Regions from separate parts of the Homo sapiens genome. Here region 1 is linked to region 2. The links are chromatin loops, found by intact Hi-C in ENCODE. Cell type or tissue: HCT116. All regions are shown on one strand. Each heading gives the region's core, and the rest is flanking DNA. Links, peaks and the distances in the headings are about the cores only.

Region 1 (2,922 bases), core at 180-2,679, 280 kb after region 2:
AACTTTGCCAAACTTCGTTTATTAGTATTTGGGCTCCAATTATAATCCAATCAAGCCAATAACTTTTCCTTACGAAAGGGACATTCTCCACATGCATCCCATCAAATGCATAATGTCAACATGAGAATTTATTTGAGCTGTGTGTGACCAGTCTCCTGTTCTACTAAAAATACTTGCAAACATTTAGACTGAGAAGCTTTGCATATAACCACATCAGTATGTTAATCCAAGACATGACGAATCATCATTATTTTATTTTTTTTAGAAACAGGGTCTTGTTCTGTTGCTCAGACTGGAGTCCAGTGGCACAATCTTAGCTCACTGCAGCCTCAAACTCCCGGGCTCAAGCAATCCTCTTGGTTCAGCCTACCAAATAGCTGGGACTACAGGCACAAGACACCATACCTGGCTAATTTTTAATAATTTTTTTAGAGATGGAGTCTCACTACGTTGCCTTGATCTTGAATTCCTGGCCTCGAGCCATCCTCCTGCCTCAGCCTCCCAAAGCACTGAGATTACAGCCACCACACCTGGCCTCTTGAAGAATTTTAAAACTCAGTGAGTATTTCTTGGGCACCTACTGTGTGCCTGGCACTGTTCAGGACACTGGAGACATAGTGGTGTGCACAAAAGACTAGGAGTTTATATTGTAGCTGAGGAGACAGATAAGGAAACATGTACATGAAGTCATCTCACGTAACTAACTATAGATGCTGGGAAGAAAACAGACATGATAATGTGATGTGGGGACACACGAGGTAGGGTGGTGAGAGAAGTTTCTGAGGAGTTGGATCCACTGTGTAAAGAAAGTGGCCATGCAGGAAGTTAAGGGAAAGGTGCCCTAGATATAAAGAATAGCAAGTGTGATTGCCTTGAGGTGAGAATGAGTTTGTTTATATAAGGAATAGAAATCAGGCCATGGGGGCCTTAAAGTCAGAGAGGTTGGCAGGAACCAGATCATGCAGAGCCTTCCTGGCTGTGGTAAGAGACTTGGGGAGTCACTGGAGGGTTTAAATGAGAGAAGTGACATTACTATTATTGTTATTTTATTTTATTTTAAATTTTACTACTTACCATTATCATTAATTATGACTCATTTTTTAAAAGTAAAAATTGTTCATGCTATGGCAGGGATTCTCAACAGGGGGTGATTTTTGCCTCCTGGGGACATTTGTCCATGCCTGGAGACAGCTTCAGTTGTCACACTGGGGAGTGCTACTGACATCTAGTGGGCAAAGGCCAAAGATGCTGCTAAACAGCCTACCATGTCTGGACTACCCCCTACAACAAAGAAATAGGCAGCCTAAACTGTCCGTCGTGACGTGCTTGAGAAACCCTGAGCTATGGCAGGGAGAATGGAGAACTGGAGAAGGGGAAAGAGTGGAAGCAGGAGGCTGGAGCAGAAACTCAGAAGAAATGTTGGTTATTTGGACTGGAACGGTAGCAGCAGGGCTGGAGAGAGTGACTCAGGATACATTTTGGAGATAAAGCTGATAGGACCTGTCAGTCAGTTAGCTGTGGAAAGTAAAGGAAAAGGAGTCAAGGGTTACTCTCATATTTTCAGTCGGAGCAACTGGGTAGACAGTAAGGTCATTTACCAAGATGGGGCACAATATGCGAGGAATAGGTTGAGAGGGGAAGATCAAGAATATTGTTTTGGACACATTAAATATGAACTCTGTTAAACTTCCCTGTGGAGATATCAAATAAGGGCTGAATATATGGTTCTGAAACTAAGGGTAAGGGCCAGTTATCAGCAGGTAGATTAGGGGACAAAGTGAGGAAGAAGATCCAGTGGTGGGGACCAGGAGAGGGAGGTTAGGAAACCAGGAAACTACAGTGCCCTGGAAGCCATGGGGGAAAGGATTTGAAGAATGGTGCTGTTATCTGTGTTGAATGTTTCTGAGGAGCCAGTGAGGTAAGAGCAAAAAATAACCCCAGAATTTGGGTGTCCTGGCTGGCTTTCGTCAAGGCAGTCATGACACAGACTATCACAGCTTTGTTGGAGTGGACAGGATTGAGTTCTGATTGAAGTGGGCTTCAGAGAGCAAGGGGGTGTAGGAAATGTAATCAAAGAATATTACTTCTTTCAGTAAATATTGATGAAAAGAGAATCAGAGAAATAAGGCAGTAACAGAATTCCAATTATAGAACAACACAAAAAGTGTTATTTTAAAAAACAGGGTTCTTTTTTTGTAAGTCCCAATTTGTGACATTTACTTATGAAATTAACCAATAGAATTTAAATGAATATTTTCGTGGTGTTGCAGGTGTTGGTAAATAACACATGCATTTCATTCAAATTAGAACTCTGTTTTATAAATGAAATTCCAATAAAATTTTCTAGAACCACTGAAAAACCACTAAAACTTTAGAATGGTAATTTTTGGAAGAATGCATTTGGAAAACCACTATACAAAATTAGCTTTAACAGCAAAATTTCATACATCAATCAGTCAGTAGGGTAATAAACTTATACTCACAATAGGCCTTTCTCTTGGCCCTGAAATTATAGCAAGATTTCAATCCTGTTTTTTTTTTTTAATCCTGTTTTGTTTGTTTGTTTGTTTGTTTGTTTGTTTGTTTTGGAGATGGAGTTTCACTCTTGTTGCCCAGGCTGGAGTGCAATCTTGGCTCACTGCAACCTCTGCCTCCCAGATTCAAGCAATTCTCTTGCCTCAGCCTCCTGAGTAGCTGGGATTACAGGCATGTGCCATCACACCCGGCTAATTTTTGTGTTTTTAGTAGAGACGGGGTTTCTCCATGTTGGTCAGTCTGGTCTGGAACCCTTGACCTCAGGTGATCCGCCCACCTTGGCCTCCCAAAGTGCTGGGATTACAGGCATGAGCCACTGCGCCCAGCCAAGATTTTAATCCTGTTGCTGTCACTTCTTAGCTGTTTGACCTTGAGCAAGTTACTTAA
Region 2 (2,922 bases), core at 220-2,719:
AGAATTAAGAACAATTTCAAAAATAAATAAAAAGCACAAAATGTTTTGAAAAGACAATGACTGTGTATAAAAAAAAAGAAAAATATTAAAGAAGGATCATAAAAGAATATATATCAGAGATTGAAGGGTAACAAGAAAGCGAGACTTTTTTAAAGTTAAAAAAATTTAAGTTATGCAAGTCACTAGCTAGCTATGTGAGTCATTAATTACCTCAGGCTTCAGAGACATTATTATATATAAAATGATAATTTGGAGAAGATGATCCCAATGGATTCAATATCCTCTAATATTTTTATAAATTTATAAACCAGATAAGCAAAACTTATGCACACAAGTAATGGTCATTATATTTACAAACAGTACTTATCCAATAATATAAGACACATATTTGGAACACCATAACCCAAACACTGGATGTAGTAATATTAAAGCAAGAATCGTGTATGTATTTCAACTATCTTCAAAATAAAGAAAATACATAAACTTTTTTGGCATTGACAATTCTTATTTGAAGACCAGAATTAGGTTTTCCTAATATAGTGAATCTGAAAAAAGAAAGCCTAAAAAAGAGAGGCATTAAATAAGGGACTCAAGAGAATGCAGGCAATTAAGTCGCAAAATGACATATAAATATAATTCTTCACCAACACAACAGATTTAAAATAGGGCTATATTCCTATTAGTAACAGAAATTATATTTTATACATTAAAAGAGTAAGGAATTAGTGTATTCCAAGTTCCTAAATTAAACCATAAACATTGATTACAAAATTAGCATTGAACTATATAGCTACATATCATAATGAAAAGCTTTACCAGTTATGGTCACCAACTATTAAATACCTATGTTCAAGAAAAACATTATTAGTTTCCTTTGGTGACAGACATTGAAAATAACAAGGCTAAATTGAGCTCACCAGCCAGAATAGAAACTGAAATTTGAAAAATAGAAATCTTAATATCATCTTTGTTGAATATTTGAGGAGAAACATGGCTCAGTTTAAAATCTGAGCCATGTTTCTCCTCAAATATTCAATAAAACTGCACTCTCTTTTACCTTCCATGTATTGAAATACTGGAAAGGACATATTTTTCTCAAAACTGAGAGGTGAATTAAGGAAACAAATGAAATAAAATACAAATGTGAAAAGAAGCCACTTTCATTTTTTTCAGTGGCTTTGGTTTAGCATCTAAGTGATAGCATTGTTCAAAAGAATTTTGTTTACCACCAGATTCAGAAGTCAAGAGAAATTATCCTTCCCATTTGAAGCAGCCGCATAAAATAGATGACCTGCTGGACTCTTAGATAATGTCTGGGGCCCTGGGTAAAGTAGGCCTGTGGCAGAACTTCTCCTTACCTGATCTCTGTGGACTTCTGATGTGGAAGGCTCAGAGCTGAACATTAAAGCACATGTTTTACAGGATTGGGAGCCGAAACCAGACTCCAGCTGATCCTTACAATGAGGACATTTCATTTTCTGCTCCATCTCAAAATTTAGCTAAGAGATAGTGACAGTGGGCCCAAGGAAGTCAATTTACCAACAAACCTTCCTGTGTGAGGCAAAAGCAAGATAGAAGAGAGGTGCAAATCTGGATCTCCTATTTCATACTATCTCCCCCTGTTGGCATGGAAGTATACTAGTCAGTTCTGGATTAAAGGAACAGATACAGCCAACAAATGTTGCGTTTTCGAGCAACAAACGGAAAATCCTTGTACATTAAGTAAAGAAACACTATCTAAGAAATAAATCTCTGTTCTACTTGATTTTTTTTTTTTTTTTTTTTTTGAGACAGAGTTTCGCTCTTGTCGCCCAGGCTGGAGTGCAATGGCATGCTCTTGACTCTCTGCAACCTCTGCTTCCCGGGTTCAAGTGATTATCCTGCCTGAGTCTCCTGAGTAGCTGGGATTACAGGTGCCCACCACCGTGCCTGGCTAAATTTTTTTGTATTTTTAGTAGAGACGGGGTTTTACCATGTTGGCCAGGCTAGTCTCGAACTCCTGACCTCAGGTGATCCGCCCGCCTCGGCCTCCCAAAGTGCTGGGATTACAGGTGTGAGCTTACTGCACCTGGCCTTTGATTTTTTAAATTAGATAAATAAAATACCTGATTTTATTCCTAAGAAACATATAGAAGTCTTCTTATTTTAGGTTTTGGATCTCAAGGTCTCTGAGAATATACCTCACTTTCAAGCACTTCTTGAAACAAAACCTTGCAGATAGCTGTGCTACAAAGCTTTTCTTAATCCAATGTGTTTTAATTTTTTTTATTTTTTATTGAGGTATAACTCTCCAATACTTTATAATTCTTCATTCAAAGGAAAAGAATATAAATTATGTGTAAATGATCTCTAAGGTCTCAACAGAAATAAAAATTTTAAATTTCCTTGCCACAAAAACCTACTACACTTAACACAAAATGAAGTGTCAGGGCTAGAGAGGAAGTAGAGTGGGATACTCAAAACCATAAATGTTTAATCGGAAAGTAAGGCTCCACTTTTGATAACCTATTCTATAATGATTTGTTAATTGCTTTATAAATCCCTGCTTTATTCATTCATTTTTTTAAACAAAGATACAACTACTAGATGCCAGGTATCATATTCAGGCATTGTACAGAACATTCTTTCTAAGGGACCAAAGTTCAAGAAACTTTATGAAACCAAATAAGAAAAATAGAAAAGAGCAAGAGAGTCAAAAGTCTTACTCCGTAAAACTTCCCTGGGTCACAATTCTGACATAAACATCTCCTTCTTTAAAGTCTTTGGCTCCCTTTATAATTAGATGCAATCAAAAAAAAATTTTTTAATTTTCTTGCCTTTTTGCATAATTTCCTCTAGTTTTCTTTTTTGGATACTCACTTTTTAAATTTTATTGTCCGCAACAACCATTCTTTATATCACGTCCATCAAAATAAATCTCAT

Evidence for each region. Peaks named below come from ENCODE experiments on the same cell type or tissue, not always from the same donor. Only the 100,000 strongest peaks of a DNase experiment are listed, where the experiment ranks them.
Region 1: it touches region 2 in a loop (2.9-fold over the local background); 8 of 110 quality-filtered maps call a loop at or near these places.

Annotation. Positions count from the first base shown.
Region 1 is chr5:108,640,789-108,643,710 of GRCh38, reverse strand. No RefSeq gene overlaps it. Among named protein-coding and RNA genes, the nearest start is that of LINC01023, 86 kb to the left of the region's middle. RefSeq lists an enhancer at 1,089-1,383. In HCT116, for the core only: a CTCF peak has its summit at 1,252 (motif pointing left); DNase peaks (open chromatin) are centred at 1,230 and 1,476; H3K4me3 peaks cover 369 bases.
Region 2 is chr5:108,923,226-108,926,147 of GRCh38, reverse strand. All of the region lies in intron 10 of FER (FER tyrosine kinase), which reads right to left. Among named protein-coding and RNA genes, the nearest start is that of FER, 180 kb to the right of the region's middle. In HCT116, for the core only: a CTCF peak has its summit at 1,587 (motif pointing left); a DNase peak (open chromatin) is centred at 1,617; H3K4me3 peaks cover 1,355 bases; H3K27ac peaks cover 317 bases.